2 separate regions of the Homo sapiens genome follow, and region 1 is linked to region 2. Evidence: chromatin loops called from intact Hi-C (ENCODE). Cell type or tissue: OCI-LY7. All regions are shown on one strand. Each heading gives the region's core, and the rest is flanking DNA. Links, peaks and the distances in the headings are about the cores only. Region 1 has its middle 30 kb from the start of DDX6. Region 2 has its middle 13 kb from the start of CXCR5.

Region 1 (16,046 bases), core at 6,780-9,279, 50 kb after region 2:
CTGAGAATTGCTCCTATGACTGGTACACACATGCTCTGCTATTTGTCTTTGAACTTGCCCTTCTGTTTTCTTTCTTTATTTTCTTTTTGATTTATTTATTTATTTTATTATTATTTTTTGAGACACAGTCTCGCTCTGTCACCCAGGCTGGAGTGTAGTGGTGCAATCTTGGCTCACCGCAACCTTCGCCTCCTGGGCTCAAGTGATCCTCCCACCTCAGCCTCCCACATAGCTGGGATTACAGGCGCATGCCACCACACTTGGCTAATTTTTGTATTCTTAGTAGAGATGGGGTTTCACCATGTTGGCCAGGCTGGTCTCCAACTCCCGACCTCAGATGATCTGCCTGCCTTGGCCTCCCAAAGTGCTGGGATTACAGGAGTAAACCACCGTGCCTAGCCCTTCTTTTTGATTAAAAAAATTGTTTTGTTTGTTTGTTTGTTTTTTAGTAGAGACAAGGTTTCACCATGTTGCCCAGCTGGTCTCAAACTCCTGGGCTTAAGTGATCTGCCTGCCTTGGCCTCCCAAAGTATTAAAAAAAATTTTTTTATAGCGATGGGGTCTTCATATGTTGCCCAGGCTGTTCTCAAAGTCTCAAGTGATCCTCCCATCTTAGCCTCCAAAAATGCCGGGATTACAGGAATGAGCCACCATGCCAGGCCTGCCCTTCTGTTTTCTTCTTTTTTACTATATATTTTTTCAATTTATTTATTTATTTAAAAAATGTAGAGACAGGGTGTCACTCTGTCGCCCAGGCTAGTGCTATAGACGTGTGCCACCACACCCAGCTAAATTTTTTGTATTCTTTATAGAGACAGGCCATGTTTCCCAGGCTAGTCTCAAACTCCTGGACTCAAGTGATCTGCCTGCCTCGACCTCCCAAAGTGCTGGGATTACAGGTATGAGCCACTGCGCCCAGCCGTGAGCCACCTGTTTTCTCTTTGCCCTTAGGACCATAGTGGATGGTCATAGTGGGTGTTGTCTCCACAATATCCATTTCACTCTCCCTCAACTGTGTAGCAGCATGTACAGTTGGAGCTCCAACTGCTGGGGAAGGAGGTTTTGACTGTACCACACCTAAAGTCTTTATTTCCTCTATACTTTTCAGTTAAATGAGCCAATACATTTCCTTTATTCTTTAAGTCCATTTGTGGTGTGTTTTTGTTAAATTGATACAGCATCCTACTTAGGAGTCATTCATTTGTTTTTTTTGTTTATTTGTTTTTGTTTTTGTTTTTTGAGACAGAGTAAGACTCTGTCTCCCAGGCTGGCATGCAGTGGCATGGTCTTGGCTCACTGCAACCTCCACCTCCCAGGTTCAAGCAATTCTCCTGACTCAGCCTCCCGAGTAGCTGGGACTATAGGCACGTGCCACCACACCTGGCTAAGTTTTTGTATTTTTAGTAGAGACAGGGTTTCGCCATGTTGGCCAGGATGGTCTCGATCTCTTGACCTTGTGATCCGCCTGCCTTGGCCTCCCAAAGTGCTGGGATTACAGGCAGAAGCCACCACGTCTGGCCTCATTTGTTATTTTTTAACAGCTTTATTGAGACGTAGTTTACATACCATGCAATGTACCCATTTAAAGTACACATACAGGCTGGGTGTGGTGGCTCATGCCTATAATCCCGCACTTTGAGAGGCGGAAGTGGGGCAATCACTTGAGCCCTGGAGTTGGAGACCAGACTGTGCAACACAGAGAGACCTCATTTCTTAACAAAATTAGCCAGGTATGGTGGCGCATGCCTGTGTCTCAGCTACTTGGGAGGCTGAGGTGGGAGAATCCCTTGGGTCCAGGAGGTTGAAGCTTCAGTGAGTTGTGATGGTACCACTGCACTCCAGCCTGTATGTGCCTGGGTGACAAAGTGAGACCCTGTCACAAAACAAAACAAAATAAAACAAAAACAAAACAAAACAACAAACAAACAAGAAAATCCCAAACAACCCAAGATGGGGTACATACAAAACGGTTTTTTAGTTTATTTACAGAGCTGTGCAACCACGGAAGCAGGCAGATCACTTGAGCCCAGAAGTTTGAGACCAGCCTGGGCAACATGATGAAACATTGTCTCTACCAAAAAAATCACTACAATTAATTTTAGGATATTTTCCTCACCCCAAAAAGGAGCCCTATACTCATTAGCAGTCACTTTCCATTTCTACCCATGTTGAGCTCCTGACTTCCAGAACTGTAAGATAATAAAGTGGTATTGGGTTAAGCCACTACATTTGTTACGGCAGCAATATTTATATATCTTCTTTGCAGAAATTTCTATTCAAATCTTTCCCCATTTTTTTTTCTTTCTTTTCTTTCTTTCTTTCTTTCTTTTTTTTTTTTTTGAGACGGAGTTTCGCTCTTGTTGCTCAGGCTGGAGTGGAATGGTGAGCTCGGATCACCACAACCTCTGCCTCCTGGGTTCAAGCGACTCTCCTACCTCAGCCTCCCAACGAGCTGGGATTACGGGCATGTGCCACCACGCCCAGCCAATTTTGTAGCTTTAGTAGAGATAGGGTTTCACCATGTTGGTCAGGGTGGTCTCAAACTCCCAACCTCAGGTGATCCACCCGCCTTGGCCTCCCAAAGGGCTGGGATTACAGGCCTGAGTCACTGAGACCGGACTTTTGCCCATTTTTCAATTGGATCATTTATCTTTTTATTGTTGAGTTGTTAGAGCTCTTTATTTATTTTGGATACAAGTCCCTTATCAGATATATGGTTTGCAAATATTTTCTCATATTCTGTGAGTTTTTTCACTTTCTTGTTTCTGTCTTTTGAAGCACAAAAGTATTTAATTTTGATGATGTCCAATTTATTTTTGTTGTTGTTTGGGTTTTTGGTGTCATATCTAAGAAGACTTTCTCTGACTTAAGATCATAAAGATTTACTCTCGTTTTCTTCTAAAAATTTCATAGTTTTAGCTTTTACATTTAGGTCTATGATCCACTTTAGTTAGTTTTTGTATGTGGTGTAAAGAAGGGGTCCAACTTTCTTCTTTTGCATGTAGATATCCAGTTGTCCCAGCACAATTTATTGAAAAGATGATTTTTTTCCTCACTGAATTGTCTGAGCACCCTTTTTGAAAATCAATTGACCATAAAGCTAACAGTTTATTTCTGAACTTTCTGGTCTGTTCCATACAGTACCATACAGACTTGATTACTGTAGCTGCTCATGATTTTTCAATAAAATTTAAAACATTTTTAAAAATTTTGCCAGGCATGGTGGCTCATGCCTATAATCTCAGTACTTTGGGAGGTTGAGGCGGGAAGATCATTTGAGGTCAGGAGTTCAAGACCAGCCCAACCAACATGGTGAAACCTCCTCTCTACTAAAAATACAAAAATTACCTGAGCGCAGTGGTGTGCACCTGTAATCCCAGCTACTAGGGAGGCTGAGGCAGGAGAATTGTTTGAGCCCCAGGAGGCAGAGTTTGCAGTGAGCCGAGATTGTGCCACTGCACTCCAGCCTGGGCGACAAAGTGAGACTCTGTCTCACAGATAAATAAATAATTTAAATTTTTTGTAGAGATAGAGTCTCACTATGCTACCCAGGCCCGTTTCAAACTCCTGAGCTCAAGCAATCCTCCTGCCTCGACCTCCTAAAGTGCTGAGATTATAGGCATGAGCCACTGCATCCTGCCTAAATACAATTTTTATTCTAAAGACAGTATATTATTATTACAGATAAATAAGAGGAAAAGGGAAGAAGAAAAAAATTACCAATTATTTCAAGACAACCATTGTTAACGAATTAATATGTTTTATCCCTTTCTTGTTTCTACGTTTTATTTTTTAACATAACTGAGATTAGAATGTACAGTCAGCTCTTTGTAACTGTGAGTTCTGCATCCTGGGATTCAACCAACTACAGATTGAAAATATTTGAAAAAGGAAAGGATGGCTGCATTTGTACTGAACATGCACAGGTTTTTTTGTCCTGTCATTATTTCCTAAACAATACAGTAAAACTACTATTCACATAGCATTTACATTGCATTAGGTATTATAAGTAACCTAGAGATGATTTAAAGTATATGGGAGGATGTCAGTAGGTTGCATGCAAATACTACATTATTTTATATTAGGAACTTGTGGCCAGGCACAGTGGCTCACGCCTGTAATACCAGCACTTTGGGAGACCGAGGCGGGGGGATCACCTGAGGTCAGCAGTTTGAGACCATCCTGGCCAACATGGTGAAACCCATCTCTACCAAAAATACAAAAATTAGCTGGGTGTGGTGGTACCTGCCTGTAATCCCAGCTACTCAGGAGGCTGAAGCAGGAGAATCGCTTGAACCCAGGAGGCAGAGGTTGCAGTGAGCCGAGATCGTGCCACTGCACTCCAGCCTGGGCGACAAGAGTGAAACTCTGTCTCAAAAAAAAAAAAAGCAACAACATAAAAAGAAGGAACTTGTATATTGTGGATTTTGGTATCTGTGGGGACAGGGGGAGTCCTAGAACCAATCTTCCACAGCTACTGAGGGATGACTGCAAATACAATTTTGTATTTTGCACCTTTTAATTAACATTGTAATAGGCCAGGCGCAGTGGCCCACAACACTTTGGGAGACCCAGGTGGGTGGATCACATGAGGCCAGGAGTTCGAGACCAGCTTGGCTAACATGGCAAAAACCCATCTCTACTAAAAATATTAAAAAATTAGCTGGGTGTGCTGGCACACACCTGTAATCCCAGTAGGGAGGCTGAGGCACAAGAATCATTTGAACTGGGGAGGCCAAGATTGCACCACTGCACCCCAGCCTGGATTGTAAAAAAAGCATTTTCTCGTGGTACTAGAAAACTTAACAAAGCATCTTTTTTTTTTTTTTTTTTTTGAGGTGCAGTCTCGCTCTGTCACCAGGCTGGAGTACAGTGGCGCGATCTCGGCTCACTGCAAGCTCCACCTCCCGGGTTCACGCCATTCTCCTGCCTCAGCCTCCCGAGTAGCTGGGACTGCAGGCACCCGCCACCACACCTGGCTAATTTTTTTTTATTTTTAGTAGAGACGGGGTTTCACCATGTTAGCCAGGATGGTCTCAATCTCCTGACCTCATGATCTGCCCGCCTCGGCCTCCCAAAGTACTGGGATTACAGGTGTGAGCCACCGCACCTGGCCCACAAAGCATCTTTCCCAACAGTTGCATTAGTGTTCTACTGTGAGAATATATTATCATTTATTTAACCAGTCTCATATTTTTTGATACTTAAGTTATTCCCATTTTTTCTTATAAATAACGCTGCATCATTGTGAATAAATTTGTGTTATGTTCTGGATAACTTTCTTAGGATAATTTAACAGGAATATGATTGATACGCATCACCAGATGGTTTCCCTAAAAGTGGCATCAATTTAGCCCACCACTAGCAGGGCATAAAGACAGCCACCACACTGCATGCTTGCCAATACTGGGTATTTTCTCACCACCCCCAACCCTTTTTTTTTTTTTTTTTTGAGATGGAGTCTTGCTCTGTTGCCCAGGCTGGAGCACAGTGGTGCAATCTCGGCTCACTGCAAACTTCGCCTCCCAGGTTCACGCAATTCTCTGCCTCAGCCTCCCAAGTAGCTGGGATTACAGGTGCCTGCCACCATGCCCAGCTAATTTTTTGTATTTTTAGTAGAGACGGAGTTTCACCACTTTGGCCAGGCTGGTCTCGAACTCCTGACCTCATGATCCACCCACCTTGGCCTCCCAAAGTGCTGGAATTATAGGCATGAGCCACTGCGCCAGGCCACACATTTTTAACTTTTGCAAATTTTATAGATGAAACGGTACCTGGTTCTTAAAATTTGCATTTCTTTTGTTATTAGTGAAGTTGAACATTTTCCCACGTGTCTTTTAGCCCAATATATTTCCTCTTTTGTGAACTGTTCAACTTCATTTATCTTTCAGCTGGGTCCTTGATCAATTTTGACTACTTTCCTTGGACCCTACCTTTCCTATCACTTCCCAACTCTTAACACATGGGAGTAATTCACTCAGAACATAAAGAAAGGAGCTTTCTAAATAATGAGAATATTTAAAAATATATAGACATCTGAAAAGGGACTTTTCTTCAGAAAGTGTAGAGATGAACAAATGGGGTCAGAGGAAATCTACCACCTCTGACAGGAATATTAGCCCTCTCTGACCTGCTCCAGCAGCCAGAAAAGTTGACAAATGTAGCCCTTCCTGGGCAAAGCACTTGAGAATTTCTGTATTTAAAAATCTCCAATTCTGGCTGGGCACGGTGGCTCACACCTGTAATCCCAGCACTTTGGGAGGCCAAGACAGGAAGATTACTTGTGTCCAGGAATTCAAGACCAGTCTGGACAACATGGCAAAGCCCTGTCTCTACAAAATATAAAAATATTAGCCGAGCATACTGGTGCATACCTGTGGTCCCAGCTACTCAGGAGGCTGAGGTAGGAGGATCGCTTGAGCCCAGGAGGTTGATGCTACAGTGAGCTGTGACTGTGCCACAGCACTCAGTCTGGGCAGCAGTGAGACCTTGTCACACACACACACACACACACACACACACACACACACACACAAACACAAAAAAACCCCTCTGAGTTCAAGTTCCCCATGTCTTACATATAATCTTGAATATCAGCTCCTCAGGATGATGATAAAGATCTAAGCGGTCTTGTATTTGGAAAAGACAAGAGAAGGAGGGGCCACTGTAAACGGGGAATGAGAAGCCATTATCTATTTATGTCCAAGGCTAAATTGATTGACTGATTTTTCATGTCATGAGTTTATTCACAAACATATCTAGTATGCTACATGAGTTCAAGAGTTTGATCCATTTTTCAAAGGGATTGCATCTCTTGAAACACTCTTCATGTCTGTTCAATGGATAAACTAAAACATTCTTATTTCTTAAGCAGTTGGTGTTTTACTTTAAAGAAGGGTGCCGCAGATCCCGATCCCAGTACAAAGTCATCATAATTAGTAACTGCCACGTGTTTTTCATTGAAAATGGCAAATTCTTCCCTGGGCCCTCCGCATAGTGGCTCCTGCAGACCACAGATGTTGTCAACCATCTAATGCTCCGTCCCCACATGGAGCTCTTGGAAGCTCCACCAAAGTTGCAGAGACCCAAGCCAGAAGCAATGGCGGCACCAAACCCACTTGTTCATACCAAGTCCTCCTTTGCTCAGGACCTTGTTCCCCTGTGTCTGAAAGAGTAAATGTAAACGGTATTAACACAGGTATGGGGTAGATATGAACAAGGACTAGCCAACTTTCAGGAGTTTGAACTTCTACACAGACAATTGTAAAGATCTATGTAGGACTCCTCAGTTATTTTGTAGGAAGAAATTGATAATTCCTTGATAATTGATAATGCCTTTTTTTTTTTTTGAGATGGAGTCCCACTCTGTTGCCCAGGCTGGAGGGCAGTGGCACGATCTCGGCTCCCTGCAACCTCTGCCTCCTGGGTTCAAGCAATTCTCCTGCCTCAGCCTCCCGAGTAGCTGGGAATACAGGTGCGTGCCACCACACCCGGCTAATTTTTTGTATTTTTAGTAGAGACGGAGTTTCACCACGTTGGCCAGGCTGGTCTTGAACTCCTGACCTTGGATGATTCACCTGCCTCAGCCTCCTAAAGGGCTGGGGTTACAGGCATGAGCCACTGCGCCTGGCCAATATCCTCTATCTTTAATAAGCATGTCCAAGCAAGAATGGGATGGCTAACTAATCTGAATTCCAGCCAGTCCATGGAAGGTGATGTAAGGTGAAAAAATATGATTTCACAGGGCCAGGCATCATCACATCACCGAGCTACTTGTGAATTAGATAAGCCTATTCGCATGAGGGGACTCTGAGCATGAGTGGGAATCCCACAAAAGTCAAGCTACAAGGTTGAAGGTAGAGGGGGAATACCAAACCGGAACCTGACATTTCATACTGCTTCCCTGACAGGTCCTTTCAAAGAAACAAGAACTGAAATGCAGGCTTAACTGGCATGCAAAACAGGCAGCTATTTCAGTCTGAATCATGAGCAGGGGCCACAGTGGGCTATCTGAAACTGAGGGGCAAAGGAAATCTGCACACCAAGGCCTGAGCTGCTTATGACAAATAATTGAAACTGTCCAGGCAACTGGTCCATTCCAAGCATTAGCTGTGCTGGGAGCTGAGCCATGAAGCAGAATTTTAGATTTTCTTTCTTGCTAGAGCCGTGCAACAATGATCCTTCCCCTCCACCCCTCCCCTCTTCCCCAATATTCCTGCATTCCCCTTGCCTGTCACAGGACTGCGGGGCAGTGGCCTCTTAGCATGGCTTTCCTTTGACTGCGGTGTTGCCACGTCACCTGGTGCTCGGCCCCTCCCCCGCCCTGGCACAGGGTCATAACAGCCTGCAGTGTTGCCAAGGAGCTGGCACCGTCCAGACCCAGTGCACAGGGATGGGCCTGAGATGGCCGGCCACGTCATCTGTCACCCAGGGTGTTTATGCACCCTGCAGTCCAGCAATGCCAGGATCTGCCAAGAATCTTCAGGTTTATTATGCTTTCTTTGGCCTTCAAGAACTGGATGGCTGGCCAGGCGCGGTGGCTCATGCCTGTAATCGCAGCACTTTGGGAGGCCGAGATGGGTGGATCACAAGTTCAGGAGTTTGAGACCAGCCTGGCCAATATAGTGAAACCCTGTCTCTACTAAAAAAACCACAAAAATTAGCCGGGTGTGGTAGTGGGCGCCTGTAGTCCCAGCTACTCAGGAGACTGAGGCAGGAGAATCGCTTGAACCCAGGAGGCGGAGGTTGCAGTGAGCTGAGATCGCGCCATTCTACTCCAGCCTGGGCAACAGAGTGAGACTCCATCTCAAAATAAAATAAAATAAATAAATAAAATAAAAAGCCTGGATGGCTATCATTAAAACAAGTCACAGAAAGCTCTGATGGAAATAATTTTCAGACTTCCCTCTTGAAATATACCTTTTCTGCCTTTTTCCTGCCAATTCATTTTCCTCTCTCCCTCATCTCCCCTTCTGAAAAGGCTTCCTTCACCCTAAGACCTACTCACGCAGGCTCCTAGTCCTCTGTTCCGTACATCAGAAAGGAAGTTTTCTTTCAAGGCCCAGCCGCCTCCTAATCAGGGAAGCTGAAGGAGTGCTTAGAGAAGGTAAATACATTGTGATATTATCTTAAGTTATATAAATGTCTTCGGTACCTAGTCGGCACCAAATGTATTTAGCTTAATTGAAATCAGATGCAAAAATACATGTCCTTGAGAGCCAAAGAAAATTTAATTTTTAAATTATTTATGCACACATAATTCTTAAAATCTCAGGCTCTAGACAGACCTAAGTTTAAATTGAGGCTTTAACAATTACTGGTTGTGACCTTTAACAACTCACCTCATTTCTCTGAACTGCCTCATTTATAAAATGAAGATTATAATAACAAGCCCCTTAGGGCTTTGAGAGGATTAAATGTGATACTCTATGTAAATGAGCCATTTATTCACACTTGTAAACAGTTAAGCCACATGCATCATTCTGAGTGTGTGTACATATTCTTTCATAAATTATCTCTTTTTTTTTTTTTTTTTTGAGACAGGGTCTCGCTCTGTCGCCCAGGCTAATCACAGCTTACTGTAGCCTTGACTTCTCAGGCTCAAGAAATCATCCCGCTTCAGCCTCATGAATAGCTGGGAAGTGCAGGTGCATGACACCATGCATGGCTAAATTTTTTATTTTTAATGGAAATGAGGTCTCACCATGTTGCCCAGGCTGGTCTCAAACTCCTGGCCTCAAGTGATCCTCCCAACTCGGCCTCCCAAAGTGCTGGGATTACAGGCTTGAGCCACCGTGCTTGGCCTATGTCTACTGTTTGACCAGGATCTCTATAAGGGCAGTGCCAGGCTGACTGTCTGAGGGAGTGGGGTTGTCCAGCCTATTGATCCTCCATGTATAATCCCAAGAGAGCTCCAATATAGTCTCATGGTATTTGGGGTAGACTCAGGAGAAAGGCCTGGATCATTGAATTTGAGACACAGCATAATGAACCAACTATGCTACATCAGGTCATGATAGATAGTTGCTAAGTTTTAGGAAACTGATTCATTTATTTATTCATTCATTTATCCAAACATTTATTGAGCATCTGTTATGTCTGAGGCTATAATGTTGAAGAATGTACAAGGTCCCTTTCCTCTTAAGCTTACAGTTTAATTGTTTAACCTAAATAAATAATGAGGCAATTTAATTCATATTTGTTGGAAAACAATTCAGTTCAACTATGTAAAGGAACACTGTGTTTTATTAAAACAGAATTAGAACCCCCAAAGCTTAGCTCTTGAAAGAGAATATCTTACAGGAAGAACTGGCTGGCCAAACAGTCCTGAATCTGTCCCAGTTTCCTCCTCCCTCAGGTTTCCTGTGTCTTTGCTGTTCTTTTTCCATCCCTTTGGTCTAAGCATAGATTTTTAAACTTTTGTTTGTAGATGAAATGAGTTGGAGTCCTCAACAAAATATTTTGCTAAATATAAGGGAAAACAAAAGAACATTTTTGAAAGCAGTATGAAACAATGGTATGACTTTAGAAAATTGTTTGGCCGTATTAAAACTGACCATAATCATATACTATTTATATTTGTAAGTCAAATATTAATATTAATATTATTTTTATTATAATATATTTTAATATATTATAATGTATTTTAATATATTTTTATTAAAATATATAACATTTGTAAGTCAAAAAGAGACAATCATATTTTTTGTTTGTTTGTTTTTTGAGAGAGAGTCTAGCTCTGTCACCTGGGCTGGAGTGCAGTGGCACTATCTCGGCTCACCGCAACCTCCACCTCCCGGGTTCAAGTCATCCACCTGCCTCAGCCTCCTGAGTAGCTGGGATTACAAGCATGCACCATCATGCCCGGCTAATTTTTGTATTTTTAGTGGAGACGGGGTTTCACCATGTTGGCCAGGCTGGTCTCGAACGCCTGGCCTCAAGTGATCCACCCACCTCGGCCTCCCAGAATGCTGGGATTACAGGCGTGAGCCACCGCGCCCGGCCATTGGAGACAATCTCTATCTCCACATGCAATAGAATGGATAAACTAGGTTATTTCACTCAATGGAACAGCACAACAAGAATGAACAAACTACAACTACATGCGACAAATGTGTGAATCTTACCAACATAATGTTGAGCAAAAGAAGTCAGAAAGGAAAATATACCGTATAATTTTATCTAAAGTTCTAAAATAGTTAAAACTAATCTATGGTGTTTGAAGTCAAGATGGTTTTTTGTTTGTTTGTTTGTTTGTTTGTTTGTTTGTTTTGAGAGAGTTTCACTCTGTCACCCAGGCTGGAGTGCAATGGTGTGATCTTGGCTCGTGGCAACCTCTGCCTCCTGGGTTCAAGCGATTGTCCTGCCTCAGCCTCCTGAGTAGCTGGGACTACCAGCGCGTGCCACCAGGCTCAGCTAATTTTTTTGTGTTTTTAGTAGAGACGGGGTTTCACTGTGTTAGCAGGATGGTCTTGATCTCCTAACCTCGTGATCCGCCCGCCTCCGCCTCCCAAAATGCTGGGATTACAGCCATGAGCCACCACGCCCGGCCCAAGATGGTTTTATCTATCTCCCAACTGAGGGATTTTTCAGTCTCCAGAAGATTGGTAGAATTATGGTGAGTATTTATATCCAGTGAATAAGCATATCTTTTGGGTAAGATCCCAGCTCCTATATTTAAAGTGTCTGTGTTCTCAATATAAATCAAATAATAAAATAATACTTCAACAAAACAATAATTATTGCATTAATACAGTAAATTCTCCCCCTTTACAATAGAAGCTCCATGGGAGCTGGGATTTTGTCTTAATCACTGCTTTATTTTATTTTTATTTTACTCATGGGTGCCATAGGACACCTAGAACACACAGCACCTAGAACAGTCCTTGGCACATAATAGGCACTGAATAAAAATTTCTTGGATGAGATAACTATATTCAAACAGAACAGCATAGCACAGAGGATAACAGTATGTGTTCTGGAACCAGATTGCTTTGGTTCAAATCCCAACTCTGCCACTTTCTAGCTATGAGACACTGGACATGTTATGTAATCTATCCATGCCTCAGTTTCCTCATCTGTAAAACAGAGAGACTACTAGTATATTCCTCTTAGGGTTGCTGTGAGGTTTAAGGAACACTTGTAAAGATAACGTATGGAATTATTTGATGACTACCATGACAAAAGAGGGCTTGCCCTACCTCTTAGAAACATAGGAAATTTGGTGTCTTCTGACCATCTGTGTGACATACAATAGAATAAATCATTTTAAAAGCTAATACACATTAAATAAATGAAATGAAGAAAACTTTAAAATTATTAAAATTGAAGAGTCCAGCAAGATTTTCTGTAAGTGAAGACAAGCTTATTCTAAAATTTATACAGAAAGTCGAAGGAGCTAGAATAGCTAAAACAATTTGGAAACAGAAGAATAATCTGGAAGCAATCATTCTGTCTGATGTTAAGATTTACTGTATTGCTACAGACTCACTGTAAAGATATAGTAATTTAAACAGTATGGAGTAGTGACAGATACACAGGTCAATGGAACAAGCCAGAAATTGATTTTTGACAAAGGAGCAAAAGCAATTCAATGGAGGAAGAATAGTCTTTTCAATGAATAGCCCTGTAGAAATTGGACATCCATAGGCAAAAGAAAAAAAAAAAGAACCTTGACCTAAATGTCACTTTTTTTTTTTTTTGAGACAGAGTTTTGCTTTTGTTGCCCAGGCTGGAGTACAGTGGTGAAATCTTGGCTCACTGCAACCTCCACCTCTTGGGTTCCAGTGATTCTCCTGCTTTAGCCTCCTGAGTAGCTGGGATTACAGGTGCACACCACCATGCCCGGCTAATTTTTTGTATTTTTAGAGGAGATGGGGTTTCACCATGTTGACCAGGCTGGTTTTGAACTTAGCTTAAGCGATCCATCCACCCACCTCAGACTCCCAAAGTGCTGGGATTACAGGCGTGAGCCACTGCACCCGGCCTAAACTTCACATCTTACACAAAAATTAATTCAAAATGGATTGTGAATTTATATACAGCATGTGAAAAAAGTTAATCACTGTATGATTCCATTTCTGTGACATTCTTTTTTAAAAATTTTAATTTGATTTAACTTAATTTGGCCAGGCACGGTGGCTCACGCCTATAATCCCAGCACTTTGGGAGTCTGAGGTGGGTGGATCGCTTAAGCTAAGTTCGAGACCAGCCTGGTCAACATGGTGAAACCCAGAGTATACAAAAAGTACAAAAATTAGCTGGGCAGGATAGCATGCACCTGTATTCCCAGCTACTCGGGAGGCTGGGGCGGATCACTTGATCCCAGGAAGTTGAGGCTGCAGTGAGGCAAGATGGCACCACTGCACTCCAGCCTGGGCAACAGAGTGAGACCGTCTCAACAAAAATAATTATTTTTATTCATTTATTTATTTTTGGAGACAGAGTCTCGCTTTGTCACCCAGGCTAGAGTGCAGTGGCACTATCTCGACTCACTGTAGCCTCTGCTTCCCGGGTTCAAGCGATTCTCATGCCTCAGCCTCCTGAGTAGCTGGGATTACAAGGGCATGCCACCACGTCCTGCTAATTTTTCGTATTTTTAGTAGAGACGAGGTTTTGCCATGTTGACCAGGCTGGTCTTGAACTCCTGAGCTCAGGCAATTTGCCTGCCTTGGCCTCCCAAAGTGCTAGGATTACAGGCGTGAGCCACCTTGCCCAGCCCTGATTTTTTTTAACTTAATTTTATTTTTTGTAGGGATGGGGTCTCCTTATGTTGCTCAGGCTGGCCTTGATAAACATTATTCTCTTTTAAGTTATTATCATTATTATTATAACAGGAGAACCATTCAGCCACACACTGCCTGACATAGAGTAGGCAATCCATACATATTTGCTGAATGAATAAATTATAGGTACAGGGAAAAGATGGAAGAGTGATAGATTTTCTTTTTTTTTCTTTTTCTTTTTGTCTTTTTCTGAGACAGGGTCTCATTCTGTCACCCAAGCTGGAGTTCAGTGGCATGATCTTAGTTCATTGCAGTCTCCACCTTGCTGGCTCAAGTGATCCTCCCATCTTAGCCTCTTGAGTATCTGGGATCACAGGTGCACACCAACATGCCTGGCTAATTTTTGTATTTTTTGTAGAGGTGGGGTTTTCCCATGTTGTCCAGGCTGGTATCAAACTCCTGGGCTCAAGCAATTTTCCCGCCTGGGCCTCCCAAAGTGCTGGGATTACAGGTGTGAGCCACCCTGCCAGGTTGAACTTATGTTCTAATGAGGGAAACAGACTTAAGGCCTTATGGCTTTGAGCTGAGGTTTTGAGGATAAGCAGATGAAGAAGGATGAAGAATATACTGGGAAATGAGAATATAAAGATTAATTGAGGCTGGCCATGGTGGCTCACGCCTATAATCCCAGCACTTTGGGAGGCCAAGGCAGGAGGATTGCTTGAGCCCAGGAGTTCAAGACCAGCCTGGGCAACACAGTGAGACTCTGTCTCAAAAAATACAAAAATTAGCCAGGCATGGTGGTGTGCACCTGTGGTCCCAGCTACCCAGGAGGCTGAGTGGGGAGGATCACCTGAGCCTGCGGAGGTCAAGGTTGCAATGAACCGAGATGGTGCCACAGCACTCCAGGTTGGGCGACAGAGCAAGATCCTGTCTCAGAAGAAAACAAAAGAATCAGGTTACTGTACAGCCCAAATATGAAGAAAATGGATTCAGGCAAGTAATCAAAGCCTAGGAAGTTAATAAATGAACTATGAATTAATTATTCTCTCCTTTGCCTTCTCCTTCTCTCTTCTCTTTTCTTCTCCCTACGATATAGTCATAACTTGGGGAAGGATATGATCGCACACGGCATAAAGTGTGGTGACATTGCTAATGGGATGAGAAGCAGATCAGCTGGGGAGGAGATTGGACTTTCTGAGGAAAAGCTCCTGAAATGTCCTGAAGTAACAGGTGGATCTAATGTCAGAGCTGTTTGTAAAATGGAAAAAGGGTGAGATGTGTCATCTTCTGGGATAAGTGCTATCAGCATGATAATCCACATGTTATGCACCTGCTTGTGTTTTTGCTGCTGGGAGCACTTTCCACCAACACACAACTTACTAATGAGGAAATTGCTAAAGAGAACCCAAGAGATTAAACACAGATCTGCAAAGAGGGATGTGTTTACATCCTACATGTGAGTAGAGTGAGTATATTTTTAGGGTAGCAAGTTCTGGCCAAGCAAGCTTAACATGTAAACATGAGAATTGCCCTACTTTAAGGGACCCACCCAATTCGATATTCTGTTTTGGAGTGTGGAACTGAAAACATAATTAGTATATAGAACTTAATGTATAAATGGCCAATTTAGTTTTCACTGTTTGCTGTCCTGTAATAAACCTACATCATCTTCTGAATGAGATTGACTCTCCACTAGGACAGGGTCCCTATTAAATCACCAGCTACCTGGCAACTTTGGAAAAAGTCATTCTGGATAGACAAGTTAAACACACAGACAAGGATGACTTCTCCAGACATGAATTTTAAAATGTATATTACACTTTTCCGCCTCACACCTGTAATCCCAGCACTTTGGGAGGCTGAGGTTGGAGGATCACTTGAACTCAGGAGCTTGAAACCAGTCTGGGCAACATAGCAAGACTCAGTCTCCACAAAAAAATTAAAAACTAGCTGGATGTTGCGGCACATACCTGTAGTCAGAGCTACCCGGGACGCTGAGGTGGGAGGATTGCTTGAGCCCAGGTAGGTTGAGGCTGCAATGAGCCGTGACTGCACCATTGCACTTCAGCCTGCGTGACACAGTGCGACCCTGTCTCAAAACAAACAAACAAACAAAAACAACCAAAAAAACCCAAAACCAAAACAAAAAACCCCCAAACCTTTTCTAAATAGATCATGGTGATAACAATGTTATATAATAAAGTTTGTAGAACCATTTTTTTCTACAGCAAATGTCCCAGAATGCTGCACTTCTATGTGGAATTTGTATAGTTTTTCCTGTCAGTCTCCCTGTTATCCACTTCTACTTCTCTTTGCTGT
Region 2 (16,046 bases), core at 6,937-9,436:
TTGAACTCCTAGGCTCAACCGATCCGCCTGCCTCAGACTCCCAAAGTGCTGGGATTACAGGCATGAGCCACCATGCCCAGCAACCGTGAGTTCTAATATTGTTTTGAGAAGGCTCAGAGAGTTACTGCCTCTACTAGAAACCATGATCTTACAATCTTCACACACATAAAGTCAGACTAGCTCCCTAGGATAGAGAGGGCAACGCTTAAGCTGCGATCCTTTGCCTTTGAAGAGGAGATGTCAGAGGTTCCATCTGTGTGTGACAATCGGATGGCAGAGGACCCTTCCAGGTCAGGCAGCTCAGGTTTTATTTCAGTGTGCAACTTGTTTATATTTCACCTATGCAGGATCCCAATCCCCACCCCATAGGCAGTCTAATTGAGGCTAAATTGTTTTCTAGCCTTCTCGTCAAAATGACCACTGGAGGCTGAACATGGTAGCTCGCCTCTGTAATCCCAGCATTTTGGGAGGTCAAGGGGGGAGGATCACTTGAGCCCAGGAGTTCGAGACCAGCCTGGGCAACATAGGATACCCCATCTCTACAAAAAATAAAAATATTAGCTGGTGGTGCACACTAGTGCTTCCAGCTACTCAGGAGGTTGAGGTGAGAGGATTGCTTGGGCCCAGGAGGTCGAGGTTGTAGTGAGCTGAGATTGCACCACTGCACTCCAGGCTGGATGACAAAGCAAGATCCTATCTCAGAAAAAAAAAAAAAAAAAAAAAGACAGAAAGACTACTGATACTTCCGCCAAGACTGGGTTTGTGTCTGGTTTAGGCAAGGGTGGCCGCTTACATCAGCTCAGGTGTATTTTTCTCAGTAATTATACTTTACAGTCCATGGATTACATTAAATTTCTATTTGTTCCAGAGATTAGATACAATCACTTGTCTTGGAGTTCATTTTCTATATTCCACAGAAAAAGTAAGCTGTTCCACACAGTTTTGGGGTGCTGCTACAGGGAACGGGCTGGGGTTTCCCCTTCTATTAACCTAGGACTCTCTCCCTCTCTGACATGGCCAGAGACTTTGTTCTCTTCTTTCTCTGGGTCTTTCCCAACAGCTGAGAACAGAGCTCCCAGGTCCCTACCTCATCAGCCTCAGGAAGAGTAGGGTATACCTCTCAGCACTGAAGGAAACTCGCCATAGACTTGCATAGCAGTCACCGGTCTACACAGTCCCATGAAAGTTTAAATTTAATGTTACTTAATCTTTATATTTCACTTAATCTTCACATTTAATTATATGTAGTCCTTGAAGCGGCTTGTGCCGGAGGGATTGGCATCACTCCTGGCCGTATTTTGTGAGGACAAGGAAACAGAGTCTCATTTTCTTGCTCGTGATTGCAGGGAGGGTTCGTTGCAGAGTCAGAGCCTGAAGTCAGCCCTGTAGGCACCAAATCCAGGGCTCCCTCCACAAGACCACACGGCCCGTCTCTCAGAGGCGCCATTTTGCAAAGGACAGGCACTTACCTGGCTGGCTAAGGGGAAAACTATGGCTAAATCCTGCACAGGCTCCTCATCAGGTACTTTCTATGTGCCATGAACTATGATAGGTTTTTCACACATCATTTCTTTTCATTCCCTGAACAGTCTTTGAGTGTTGGGTTTTTTGTTTTGTTTTGTTTTTGAGACGGAGTCTCGCTCTGTCGCCAGGCTGGAATGTGGTGGCACCATCTCGGCTCACTGCAACCTCCGACTCCCTGGTTCAAGCAATTCTCCTGCCTCAGCCTCCCGAGTAGCTGGGATTATAGGCACGTGCCGCCACGCCCAGCTAATTTTTTGTATTTTTAGTAGAGACGGGGTTTCACCATGTTGGCCAGGATGGTCTCGATCTCCTGACCTCAGGTGATCCACCTGCCTTGGTCTCCCAAAGTGCTGGGATCACAGGCATGAGCCACCGCGTCCGGCAAAGTGTTGGGTATTTTTATTACCACACTGCAGATGTGGAAACCAAGCTTCAGACAGTAATGGGAAGTAGCATGAATGTTCACAGCTCACTCAGACAGCAGGGACCCAACACCCCATTACAAGTCAACACAGGAAGTGGGGTGGTAAAGGCTGTCATTGCCGGCAGCCTGCACCCACGCACAGCTCCCCTCTCGTTAGGAAACAGGTAGAGTCCTGCAGGGAGGAAATGGGCTGCAGGTGCTGGGTAGGCACATCAAGGTTACCACAAGGTCATGGGGGCCACAAATGAGCTTGGGAACGTCGGCCTGGGGCAGGTTGTGTGGCCAGGGTTAGAGTGAGTCTGGTGCTTGGATCAGGTGTTTGTATACTGAGTACTGCGGCAGCCAGAGGCGAGATTCTGATGGAGGAGCACCTTGTCTAACAGAGAAGGCAAAACAGACACATCATGCAAGTTGGCATGCTCATATTCACATGCAACTGGGCACATTTTCAAAGAATATGCAAAACTCTACCGTGTTGCTAAGGTAGTGTGGGTGGAGTCAGCAGTGTGGAAGGCACAGGGAATGGGGGAAACGTGCAGCATTCCTTCGCACCTAAGTGCTGTGGGCGCATGCGCTGGGTAGGCTGTAAGGCTGAGTGGGTGACAGAAGAAACGCTGCACTGGAGGCCCAGCATGTCTGCTTCCCAGCAAGGCCGCTCTGAGACCAGACCCTGCCTGCTTGCGCAAAGACACGCCAAACACAGAATGCCAAACAGGCATCCCCAGGGGAGTGCTCCTCACACTTTATGCCTCAGAGTCACCAGGAGGGCTTGTTACCTCCAGGTTGCCAGGCCCCACCACGAGAGTGTCTGATTCGGGAGGTCTGGGGTGGGACCTGATAATGTGCATTTCTAAGAGTGTCCAGGTGACGCTATGCTGCTGGCCTGAGAACTACACTCCTAGAACCACCGCTCTAGGCCACGTAGGACTGGTACACAGCCATATACCAATTGGTAAACTCGTCCCCACACAGCTTGTTTTCCAACCTGGAGCTCCCAACCACCCAGCAGGGCCTTCAGTCCCTCCACACAAAGGGTGCCATAGTTGACGTCTCTCCAGAGCAACACAGCACCTCATACAACCAACACACAATCAACAACAATGACACAGCACCTCATACAACCAGCACACAACCCACAGCAACAACACAGCACCTCATACAACCAGCACACAACCCAAAACAACGACACAGCACCTCATACAACCAGCACACAACCCACAACAGGAAGAACACAGCACCTCATACAACCAGCACACAACCCACAGCAACGACACAGCACCTCATACAACCGGCACACAACCTACAACAACAACACAGCACCTCATACAACCAGCACACAACACACAACAGGAAGAACACAGCACCTCATACAACCGGCACACAACCCACAACAACACAGCACTTCATACAACCAGCACACAACACACAACAGGAAGAACACAGCACCTCATACAACCAGCACACAACCCACAACAACACAGCACTTCATACAACCAGCACACAACAGTTGGTTTTCCCAGAACACCGGCCTCCCTGGGCCCCACCCTGGCACCGTTGAGATTTCTGTGGTGCCTCCCGGGCTCTGACAGGTTGCACCTCTATCTCTCTGGTCGGTCTCAGCTCTACTCTAATAAGTAATGCATGAGCTCTACTAGTTAGCTTTCAGCATGTCATGTAATCCTGTCACTTTGATCATGACCCATAGGAAGAAATATATTTTATATCACAAGCTAGTTGGACATGTGTGATGAACATATACACACAAATACACAGTAAGTTTTGTAAACACTGCTTAGTATGGGTAGCATACTCATATTTTCTACTCTTCCTCCTTCCCTCCTTTCCTCCTTCCTTTCGTTCCCTCTTTCTTTCTCTCACTCTTTCTTTCTTCCCTTTTTTGTAGAGATGGGGTCTCTCTATGTCACCCAGGCTGCAGTGCAGTGGCACAATCATGGCTCACTGCAGCCTCCACCTCCCAGGCTTAAGTGATCCTCCCACCTTAGCCTCCTGAGTAGCTGGGACTACAGGTGTGCATCACCACACCAAACTAACTTTTAAATTTACTGTAGAGATGGGGTCTTGTTATGTTGCTTAGGCTGGTCTGGAACTCCTGGGCTTAAGCCATCCTCCCACCTTGGCCTCACAAAGTGTTGAGATTATAGACGTGAGCCACCATGCCCGACCCTCTTTCTATTTTTAATAGCGGTCAATGAATCACACTGCTTTCATGGGTCCACACATAAGTCACAATCCCCAGTTTGAAAATTACAAATATAACTTCTCTGAGCATTAGTTTCCTAATATGTACAATTGTAAAATACCTGCATGGCCAATTTTGCTATTAAATAATATCTTGTATGTAAAAGCCTTTTTCTTTCCAAATAGAAATCCTCCATAGGTCCAAAGTGCTATCTCTCTCTCTCATACACACACACACACACACACACACACACACACACTCATGCTTTTTTTTTTTTTTTAGAGACAAGGTCTTGCTCTGTCACACAGGCTGGAGTGCAGTGGCATAATTGTCGCTCACTGTAGTCTCAAACTCCTGAACTCAAGTGATCCTTCCACCTCAGCCTCCTGAGCAGCTGGGACTATAAGTGTGTACCATGCCAGGCTAATTTTTAATTTTTTTTTGTAGAGATAAGGTCTTGCTATGTTGCCCAGGCTGGTCTCGAACTCCTGGCCTTAAACTTCCTTCCTCAGCCTCCTAAAGCACGGGGATGTCAGGCATGCACCTCTGCGTCAGGCCCACTCATGCTTTTTAAAGGGAGGTCAAAAAGGAAGGAACTTCAGGCAGGACTTTGAGGGAAGGAGGTCCGCAGGCGGTAAATGCACATCTTGGGGAAGGGATGGTGAGCAGTTTGTCTGGACTGGAGCAGAGGAAGATGTGGGAGAAGGCAATGAGGGTGGATACTGAGAGGCCCAGAGAGCCTGTCTGGGCATTTGGATGGCAGAGGGGGCAACTGAGACACATGGCAGGGACTTCAGCAACAGAACTTCACGATGAAGCTGGTGGTGTTTAAGGTGTTTTCATTCCTTTCTTTTCTTTTCTTTTTTCTTTCTTTCTTTCTTCTTTCTTTCCTTTTCTTTCTTTCTTTTCCTTTCTCTTTCTTTCTTTTCTTTCTTTCTCTTTCTTTCTTTCTCTTCCTTTCTTTCTTTCTCTTTTTTTTTTTTGATGGAGTCTCGCTCTCCTCACCCAGGTTAGAGTGCAGTGGCAAGATCTTGGCTCACTGTAACCTCTGCCTCCTGGGTTCAAGCGATTCCCCTGCCTCAGTCTCCCGAGTAGCTGGGACTACAGGTGGGCTAACATGCCTGGCTAATTTTTGTATTTTTTTTTAGTGGAGATGGGGTTTCACCATGTTGGCCAGGCTAGTCTCGAACTCCTGACCTCAGGTGATCCATCGTCCTCGGCCTCCCAAAGTGCTGGGATAACAGGTGTGAGACACCACACCCGGCTAAGGTGTATTCATCTCAACTTCCAAAAAACAGGTATGAATGGCTTACCAAATGCCAGGCTTCAGCAGTGGACAAGACAGACTGGCCTAACAAAAGTCTCTTGCGAGGATGGTCGTGGGTCCTCAAATAACTCACCAGTTTATCGTTAGTATTCCTTAAACCCCCACAACATTACAGGCTCTGAACCAGGTGCTGGCAGAGTGATGAGAAACAAAATGAAGCATGGCTTCCACTCTGCGGTAGCTTATACCCTGGTGAGGAGGGAGGCATTAGACCCATAAACTACGTGCTTAGTAATAATAATAACTTATAATATCATTAGAAAATGTGAAAGTGCTATGAAGAAAAAGAACAGGGTGCTAAGAGAGCAAATAACAACGTGAACTCAATCTCTGTAAACTAATAACCATGACTGTAATGCTCCCAGATTAATTTACAGTTTATGAAGCCCTCTCCCATTCTTGGTCTCATAAGGGCCTCATCCCAGCCTGTGGAGACAGGCAAGCAGGCGTTCTTGGCCTATGTTATTTCTGAGAAAACTAAGTAAGAGTCTATAGGTCTCATGCATCATATAAGTCTACCCAGTTAGTGAGGAACCCCAGCTAGTTCTGACTCAGGGCCCAGAGCTCTGTCCTCCAGGGAGAAAGAGATGAGCCGGCCCTGAGCAGGGCAGCTAGCCTGCTTGTTCTAGAGGAGAAGCTCAAGACATCAAATGGTGAAAGGTTCATCTTCCCCATGTTCAGTCTGGACGGAGCCTCGCAGTGAGGCTAGTGTGAAGAACTGTGGTCAGCAACGCGGAGCTTAGAGGCTTGGCCTTGGGTGGCCCAGAGTGGGGCAGGCAGGACAGAGTGACCTTGAAAACAAAGGAGCAGGAAACGCCGAAGAAAAAAGATGCTGAAGCGGCATCATCAAAGGCGGCCGTGGAACTAACTCAGCAGTGAAAGTGAGCCAGGCCCAAGGCAGAGGTGATGGGCCAACGAAACTCCTCACCGCATTCACCGTCGCAATTGGAGACATGATTGAGGCCGGCCCACCTGCCGCATCTGCACCTTGATCACGGAGCTCCTCCGAGAGAGGTTTCCAAATGACTCGGCCCTGCTGCCCCAGGAAGGAAGCCTTCGGGGCTGCAAGGTGGGGGCCACTGGGTGGGGGCCAGGCACCTGAGAGTAATTGATGACACAGCAGTAGGGGACAGGGCTGCTGACACAGTGGGACCGGCGCTGGAGGTGGCAGAGATGGAGCAGCCACCTGGCCTTACCTACCCAAGGGGGACAATGGGAAATCCCGCCAACGGCTCTTGTGAACAGAGAAGCAAGTGCCAACCCTGGTGCCACAGTTTATGTCCTCTGTAACCTGGCCCCAATTCCCCGCTTTTGTTTCCCAGATATAAATATTTATAGAATGTCAGCCGGGCGCGGTGGCTCATGCTTGTAATCCCAGCACTTTGGGAGGCCGAGGTGGGCGGATCACGAGGTCAAGAGATCGAGACCAGCCTGGCCAACATGGTGAAACCCCCGTCTCTACTAAAAATACAATAATTAGCCAGGCATGGTGGTGCATGCCTGTAGTCCCAGCTACTCAGGAGGCTGAGGCAGGAGAATTGCTTGAACCCAGGAGGCAGAGATTGCAGTGAGCCGAGATCGCGCCACTGCACTCCAGCCTGGGTGACAGAGCGAGACTCCGTCTCAAAAAAAAAAAAAAAAAATTTTATAGATTGTCTACTGTTTTTTCCCAAATTTATTTCTTGGTTCCCCCATTGGGGGTGCACTGTCCTCCAGCCAGTTGAACCCCAGTAGCGTTCCCTCTTTTTGGTGCCCTCCACCCCCTCTGCTTAAAGATTTCTCCAGTTCCTGGGAATTCGGGCGCGGCCCTTTCCCATAATATTCCTCTGGATTGACCGAAAAGCCTAAATTACTCCTCAAGGGCCCATTCTCAGGTGCCCCTTTTCTCGTACAAAGAGACTCCTGCTAAATTCAAGGTTAAACCGTTGCGCCCCGGCCACCCACAACGCAAAGGTGAGATCGGGCACCCTTAACCTGTATTTTTTGAACCCTGGCAGCCCCAACGCTGATAAGTGATACTCTAATTTCCGCACTAAGCCCATATCACAGCCTTTGGGTGACAAAGCCATTTATGATTCTTCCTTCCTCCCCTTTCCTCAAGAGCTTTGCACCCCACAGGAGTACAATAACTGTGTTTGACAGACTGGCTGAATGAATGAAGAGGGAGTGAGGTTGGAGCCAGTGGAGGGTGGGGTGGGAAATCTGGGGTGGGTCTGAGTTTGGCTCTCCTGGGTGTTTTTCTGTGGCCTGCCTGTGGTGCTCATTCTCATCAGGAGAAGCAGAGGAGCTTTGGATCTCAGCTTGGATATCAGTAGCTGTGTGACAGTGGCCAGTCTCTCTTCTTCGCCCTGTGTAAATGGCACAACCCATCTCAAAGGTTATTGTGAGGATCAATGCGTGATCAATACACGAAAACACTCAGTGCCTATTAGGTGCTCAGTAAAGTTTGTTGATGAATTACACAAGTGACAGTAATTTTTTAGTCTCTTTTTTGAGGTTGGGGTGGGGGTGGGGTGGCCATCTACCCTACTCTTCCTTTCAGTACTGACATCTGTGACCTTGTCAGGTCTTTCCTACTAGATTATAACCCTGCACAGTGCCAGGAACGCAGGGCAGCGCGAGCAGTCAACAGAGGTTTGGTGAATGGATGGATGAGCACATGTGTGATATGTAAATCAGTAGTCTCTGGAGTGTAACATCCTACTTCCGATTAAGCAAGGTGCTCTGGAAACTACAGGAGCATAAGTGGCTGCTGTTGCTGTTGTTCTGCCTCTGGACAAGAGGAATTCATGTCTTCTGGGTGGTGATCCAGCTCCACGATCCTCCAGGGTCCCCTGCTGGCTACTGTGGGGGTGCTGCTGGGAGAGAGGCTCAGCTTGTCGGTGAGGGCAGTCGCTCTTTGCTGCAGGCTGACCCAGAAAACAAACTGGTGCTTCTTGCCCCTCCCAGGCCTGTGGTGGGGAGGAGAAAGCCGCAGGGCACTGAGCCCTATGAACCAGTCCAGTGTCCAGAAAAGGGACGATGGCCAGGCTTCAGGGCTGTGGAACTCGCTGTTCTGGAGGCTGAACCCGGGTCAGCTGCAGAGGGGACTCCTTGGGCTGGGCAGTGGGGAAAGAGAGCAGCCAGGGAAGTGCCCAGGGACAGGAAAGAAGGGGCCCCAAGCTGGCCTCAGCAGCTTTCTGTGCACGCAGTTTCTTCTCTGAGGTAAGCAGTTTGAGCTCATCATAGAGAAGGTCTCAGAAATGAACAGTGCCACAAAAGTCTTGTGAAAGGCTTGTCTGTCATCTGAGGCTAGTGCACAGTGACGCGGTGTGTGGGGTGTGCCCTTGAGAGAAACCGGCTGTGCTGCTGCCCAGCAGCCACTGAGCTGGAGGAATTTGCCGTCAGAAGACCCTAGGGAGGCCGCAGTCTCTCTCCGGCCTGTTTCTCTCCAGGCAAACTAAACCTGTGGGTAACTTGCTTCCAGAGGGCTGTTCCACTCTTTCCTCTCCAAGCTGGAGGTCTCTGGTGGGGGTTTCCTACAGCCCTGCTAAAGGCAGAGAGAAGCGGCGAGGGTGTTCTCTTTGCCCCGTCCACGTACAAAACAGGCCAAGGCTTTGGGCTGTGTGACCTGGAGCCATGTCTCAGAGGGCGCTGGGAGCTCTCCAGGCCTTTCTCCAGCCCCCACATTTGTGTTTAGCTGGAGGCAACCTGAGCCTGCGCGGGAAAGTAAACAGTTTCGTTGTTTGGGAAGCTTTTATTAATAGTTACAGATTACACTTTCTTTAAAGGCTTTAAAGAAAACAAGGTGTAATCTGTAACCAATTTTTTTTTTTTTTGAGACAGAGTCTCACTCTGTTGCCCAAGCTGGAGTGCAGTGGCGCCATCCCGGTTCAAGCAATTCTTTTGCGTCGGCCTCGCAGGTAGCTGGGATTACAGGTGCCCGCCACCATGCCTGGCTAATTTTTTTGTATTTTTAGTAGATACAGGGTTTCACCATGTTGGTCAGGCTGGTCTCAAACTCCTGACATCAAGTGATCCACCCGACTCGGCCTCCCAAAGTGCTGGGATTACAGGCATGAGCCACTGTGCCTGGCTTGTAACTGTTAATGAAAGCTTCTTCCAGCATTAAAAAAAAATCTAATTACATAATATTTTTAAGTTAAAATATTTTTAAATTTAATAATTGTTATTATTATTTTTTTTTTTGAGATAGAGTTTCGCTCTTGTTGCCCAGGCTGGAGTGCAATGGCACGATCTCGGCTCACTGCAGCCTCCGCCTCCCCAGTTCAAGCGATTCTCCTGCCTCAGCCTCCCCAGTAGCTGGGATTACAGGCATGTGCCACTACACCCAACTAATTTTGTATTTTTAGTAGAGATGGGGTTTCTCCATGTTGGTCAGGCTGGTCTCAAACTCCCGATCTCAGGTGATCGGCCCGCCTCGGCCTCCTAAAGTGCTGGGAATACAGGTGTGAACCACCTCGCCTGGCCTAAATTAAAAAATAATATTTACCCATTGTTTTTGTAAATGACTTTGCAGTAGAAGCCCTTTGGTGGGGACTGTTCTATGCACTATACAAAAGATAAAGTTGGCCAGGTGTGGTGGCTCACTTCTATAATCCCAGCACTTTAGCAAGACAAGGCAGGAGGATTACTTGAGCCCAGGAATTTGAGACCAGCTTGGGCAACATAGGAAGACCGGTCTCTACTAAAAAAAGAAACCAAACAAACAAATTAGCTGGGCATAGTGACGCACACCTGTAGTCCCAGCCAGCTACTTGTGAGGCTGAGGTGGGACAATTGCTTGAGCCCAGGTGTTCAAGACTGCAGTGAGCCCTGATTGTGACAGAGTGAAGCATGAAAAAAAATTGTAAAAAAAGGAAAATGTATAGTTTTGCTTTCTTTCTTTTTTTTTTTTTTTTTGAGACAAGTTTTGCTCTGTCACCAGGCTAGAGTCCAGTGGCGAGATCTCGGCTCACTGTGACCTCTGCCTCCCAGGTTTAAGGGATTCTCCTCCTCAGCCTCCAGAGTAGGTAGGTCTACAAATGCGTGTCACCATGCCCAGCTAATTTTTTTTTTTTTTTTTTTTTTTTTTAGTAAAGACAGGGTTTCACCATGTTGGCCAGGATGGTCTCAATCTCTTGACCTCATGATCTGCCTGCCTTGGTCTCCCAAACTGCTGGGATTACAGGCATGAGCCACCACACCTGGCCAGTTTTGCTTTCTTTTTCTTTCTTTTTTTGAGATGGAATCTCTCTCTGTCACCCAGGCTGGAGTGCAGTGGTACGATCTCAGCTCACTGCAACCTCCGCCTACCAGGTTCAAGCAATTCTCCTGCCTCAGCCTCCCAAGTAGTTGGGATTACAGGCTTACGCCACCACGCCCAGCTAATTTTATGTATTTTTAAGTAGAGATGGGGTTTCACCATGTTTGCCAGGCTAGTCTTGAACTCCTGACCTCAAGTGATCCACCCACCTTGGCCTCCCAAAGTGCTAGGATTATAGGCGTGAGCCACTGTGCCCAGCCTGCTTTCTTTTTATATGAAGGATATATTATTCATATTTCAGTAAGTTAACATTTTATTTTATTTTAGAATCAACATTACATATAATTGGAAAATAGTGGGGAAAATCAGTCATAATGTTGTGATGGGAACTAATATAACTTTGTCCATCATCTTTTTTCTTTATTATATATATATATGTAGATATATAGTTTTTTTTTTTTTTGAGACAGGGTCTCACTCTGTCACCCAGGCTGGAGTGCAGTGGCATGATCATAGCTCAGTGCAGCCTTGAACTCCTGAGCTCAAGTGATCCTCCTACAAAATTATCCCAAGTAAACTAAATAAGAAGGCTTTCCAGCTGGGCGTGGTGGCTCACACCTGTAACCCCAGCACTTTGGGAGGCCAAGGCGGGCGGATCACCTGAGGTCGGGAGTTTGAGACCAGCCCTACCAACATGGAGAAACCCCGTCTCTACTAAAAATACAAAATTAGCTGGGCCTGGTGGCGCATGCCTGCTATCCCAGCTACTTGGGAGGTTGAGGGAGGAGAATCACTTAAACCTGGGAGACGGAGGTTGCGGTAAGCCGAGATCGTGCCATTGCCCTGCAGCCTGGGCTTTCCATGAACTGGGCAATTGTTGGAAACCAAGTGGATGTGGGTTGCTAGCTGATTCCAATATGTGCCTAGAATTAGAATATTGATCCGGATTTTTACATTACTCATCCCTCTTGTTTCATCTGAGCTGCAGTCAGAGATCACTGATTGGTTCACAGCAATAAGCAGGTGAGTCTAAATTGCAGAAAACAAGCTCAAAAACAACTGATAAGACTAGAATCTAGTAACAGGTGTACCACAGTTACTGAAACATATTTTTTTTTCTCCAGTCTCCCGTTTTTACTAAAGAAAAATCACGGTAAGACCAATTTGCTTTATTATATTCAGTCTGATCATTTGTATAAAGTGCAGCAAGAATAATTATTTTTCACATAGGATTTTTATAATTGACTTTGATGGAACTTTCTTCCATAAAAAGAATCTCAGATAATACCTTTTTAAAAGCCAAGCCTAGCCATGGGTTTGTACTGTCAAACACCTATAGGAGTTGCATAAATTCCTTTCCTCTTGAGGTCCCGAGATAACTTGGGGCTCCTGGGCCTGTCAGAAAGTGACATTCTTTATTTACCACAGGTCAGAAACCCTGTATAAGGACTGTGCAGACAAGGCACATGGCCAGTTTTCCCAAGGGGCTTTATTGCCTCTATAAGTCAAGTTTGATTCCTTAAAGGAAAGCGCATCATTCCATTCAAAGCCTTGGTAAAATAACCAGTTTCTCCAATTGTGTCCTGTTGCAAAAGAAAATGTTCTTATTGCACTTATGCAAATAACCATATTGCCATAAGTTAAGAATACTCACAAATAGTGTCCAAATTCTGACAAAATCAGAAAGAAAAACAAATATGCTCCAAATTTTGTTCACAGGTGTTTACTCAATTGTTAGAAGCTGTCAATAGCTCAAAATAAAAGTTTTCTTGACTCCAAAGTCAGCCAATTAGTGCTGAAGTCTATTTCCTTTGGGTTGGGGTCTCCCCAGTATAATCCCCTCATGGTTAGCCAGGAAGACGTTACTGGAAAGGGGTCCCAATCCAGACCTCAAGAGAGGGTTCTTGGACCTCGCACAAGAAATAATTTAGAGCAAGTCCATAGAGTAAAGTGAAAGAAGTTTATTAAGAAAGTAAAGGAATAGGCTGAGTGCGGTGGCTCACACCTGTAATTCCAGCACTTTGGGAGGCTGAGGCTGGTGGGTCATTTGAGGTCAGGAGTTTGAGACTAGCCTGGCCAACATGGTGAAACCCTGTCTCTACCAAAAATACAAAAATTAGCCAGGCGTGGTGGCAGGCACCTGTAATCTCAGCTACTCTGGAGGCTGAGGCAGGAGAATCTCTTGAACTCAGGAGGTGGAGGTTGCAGTGAGCCAAGATTGCAGCACTGCAATCCAGCCTGGGTGACAGAGCAAGACTCTGTCTTGAAAAAAAAAAGAAAGTAAAGGAATAAAAGAATGGCTACTTCATAGGCAGAGTAGGCAGAGCTACATTTTCATTTAGCATGTTCTTAAAAATATTGTTTGGAGGTTTTCAGCACGAAATGTCAATGTTTAAAATTTCTGCCTCTTACTGTTTCCAAAATGTCAAGATAATAATTAGAGTTAACATGTATTTATTATATTTAATGAACAATTATTATGAAGAACCTACTATGTGCCAGGTTGTGGTCTAGGCTCTGAGGACATAGCAGTGAAAAAAACAGAAAGGATTCCTATCTTCAAGTCTTCATGGAGCTTACTTTCTAGTGGGGAAAGACAGACAATAAACAAAATAAATAAGTAAATTAAATAATACATTAGTTAGATTGGCTGGGCGCCATGGCTCATGCCTATAATCACAGCACTTTGGGTGGCTGAGGTGGGCAGATCACTTGGGTTCAGGATTCGAGACCAGCCTGGACAACACGGCAAGACCCTGCCACTAAAAAAAATTATAAAAATTAGCCAGGCTTGGTGGCGTGCACCTGTAGTCCCAGCTACTCAGGAGGCTGAGGTGGGAGGACGACTTGAGCCCAAAAGGTGGAGGTTGCAGTGAGCCAAAATCACGCCACTACACTCCAGCCTGGGCAACAGAGTGATACCCTGTCTCCAAAAAAATAAAGAAAGAAAGAATACGTTGGTTAAATAGTATATAGATGGGGCACATGTGTTTTTTTAAAAAGGTGACCCAGAAACAGAGGATAGAGAGGGCTGGAACTGTCAGGAAAGACCTAACATTTCCAAGGGGACTTTTTGGGTTTTTTTTGATCAGGGTCTCACTCCATTGCCCAGGCTGGAGTGCAGCAGCACAGTCTCAGCTTGCTGCAGCCTCAACTTACCGGGCTCAAGTGATCCTCCCACCTCATACTCCTGAGTAGCTGAGACTACAGCCATGCACCAGCATGCCCAGTTAATTTTTGTATTTTTTGTAGAGACAGGGTTTCATCATGTTGCCCAGGCTGGTCTCGAACCCTTGGGTTCAAGTGATCCTTCCACCTCGTCCTCCCAAAGTGCTGGGATTACAAGCATGAACCACTGCACCTGGCCCAGGGGGACTTTTAAGTGAAGACCTGAAGGTGTTAAGAACATGAGCCATGAGGATATCTTGGTGTAAAAGTGTTCCAGGCAGAACAATGAGCAAGTATGAAGATTCTCAGGGGCGGGAACTTGCAAGGAGGCAAGTAAGCAAAGGGTTGTGTAAAGATGACAGCAGAGAAGTTGAGGCCAGAGTATGGAAGACCTTATAGGCTCTGGCAGAGACTTTGGCTTTTACTCTAAATTGGGAAGTATTGAAGGGTTCGGGGCAGGAGTAACATAATGCAACTTCTGTATAAATAGGCTCACTCTGGATGCTATGTTGAGTAGAGACCATAGGAGAGTATACTTGGAAGCAGGGAAACCAAGAACCTGTTTCATTAATCCAACTAAGAGGCGATTGTGACTTGGACCAGTGCAGTTACGGTGCAGTGCTGAGAAAGGGTATTCCAAGTATCTTTTAAGTATCTTTTGAAGGTAAAGCCAAGGCCTTTGGATGGATGGATGGATGACTCCGAGGACTTTGGCCTGAGCAACTAAAGGAGGGAGTTGCCATTAACTGAGATAGTTAATGAGATAAGGAAGACCTTGGAAAGAGCAGGTTTAGGGGTGGAGATCTTTTTATTTTAATTAATTTTTTTCCTGATCACTAGACCACCAGGGATAGGGACAGAGATCAAGAGTTCAGTTTTGGGCTGGGCATGGTGGCTGACACCTGTAATGCCAGCACTTTGGGAGGCTGAGGCAGGAGGATTGCTTAAGCCCAGGAGTTCAAGACCAGCCTGGGGAACATAGGAAGACCCCCGTCTCTACAAAATGTAAAAAATTAGTCTGGTGTGGTGTTATGCACCTGTAGTCCGAGCTACTTGGGAGGCTGAGGTGGGAGGATCACTTGAGTCTGGAAGTAGAGGCTGCAGAGAGCCATGATTGCGACACTGCACTCCAGCCTGGGTGACAGAGACCTTGTATCAAAAAAAAAGAAACAAAAGTTCAGTTTTGGGAATGTTAGTCTAAAGATATCTACTTTGTATCCATGTGGACGTGTCCATCAGGCAGGCTGATATATTCCAATAAAGAGTTCAGAGCAGAGGAATGAACTCAAGATATAAATTTGGAAATGGCTGATATATAAATGGTATTTTTTAAAGCAAGTTTAATTTTATTTTATTTTATTTTATTTTATTTTTGAGATGGAGTCTTGCTCTGTCACCCAGGCTGGAGTGCAGTGGTGCAATCTCTGCTCACTGCAACCTCCACCTCCCGTATTCAAGCAATTCTCTGCCTCAGCCTCCGAGTAGCTGAGATTACAGGCATCCGCCACCACACCCAGCTAATTTTTGTATTTTTAGTAGAGATGGGGTTTCATCATCTTGGCCAGGTTGGTTTTGAACTCCTGACCTCATGATCCACCTGCCTCGGCCTTCCAAAGTGCTGGGATTACAGGTGTGAGCCACTGTGCCTGACCCTAAATGGTATTTAAAGCCAAGGAAGTGAGTGTAGGCAGAGAAGGGATTAAGGATTGTGGCCCTGGGCACCCCAAGGTTCAGAGGTTAGGGAACTATATGAATTCATTTAATCCTCACAATAATCTTCTGAGGAAATTGTTATTACTGTAGTGTCACCATTTAATTAGTGATGGGCCAGGCACGGCGGCTCACACCTGTAGTCCCAGCACTTTGGGAGGCCAAGGTGGGCAGATCGCCTGAGGTCAGGAGTTCAAGACCAGCCTGGCCAACATGACGAAACCCCATCTCTACTAAAAATATAAAAATTAGCTGGGCATGGTGGCGCAAGCCTGTAGTCCCAGCTACTCGGGAGGCTGAGGCAGGAGAATGGTGTGAACCTGGGAGGCGGAGCTTGCAGTGAGCCGAGATTGCACCACTGCAATCCAGCCTAGCGACAGAGTGAGTATCCATCTCAAAAAAAAAAAAAAAAAAGTGATGAAATTGAGGCAAAAAGAGGTTAAGTAAC

What was found. A loop is a pair of places that touch in the nucleus more often than their neighbours do. Peaks named below come from ENCODE experiments on the same cell type or tissue, not always from the same donor. Only the 100,000 strongest peaks of a DNase experiment are listed, where the experiment ranks them.
Region 1: a loop joins it to region 2, with 4 times the contacts of the local background. A loop is called at or near these places in 12 of 110 quality-filtered maps.

What each region holds. Positions count from the first base shown.
Region 1 is chr11:118,812,901-118,828,946 of GRCh38, reverse strand. It overlaps the pseudogene COX7CP3. Among named protein-coding and RNA genes, the nearest start is that of DDX6, 30 kb to the right of the region's middle. RefSeq lists an enhancer at 7,807-7,886. In OCI-LY7, for the core only: no CTCF peak of the experiment used is centred there; DNase peaks (open chromatin) are centred at 7,936 and 8,316; H3K4me3 peaks cover 1,086 bases; H3K27ac peaks cover 1,302 bases.
Region 2 is chr11:118,863,002-118,879,047 of GRCh38, reverse strand. No RefSeq gene overlaps it. Among named protein-coding and RNA genes, the nearest start is that of CXCR5, 13 kb to the left of the region's middle. RefSeq lists enhancers at 6,276-6,465, 8,328-8,407 and silencers at 8,838-8,927, 8,938-8,987. In OCI-LY7, for the core only: CTCF peaks have their summits at 8,145 and 8,345 (motif pointing left); DNase peaks (open chromatin) are centred at 8,127 and 8,777; H3K4me3 peaks cover 1,836 bases; H3K27ac peaks cover 1,922 bases.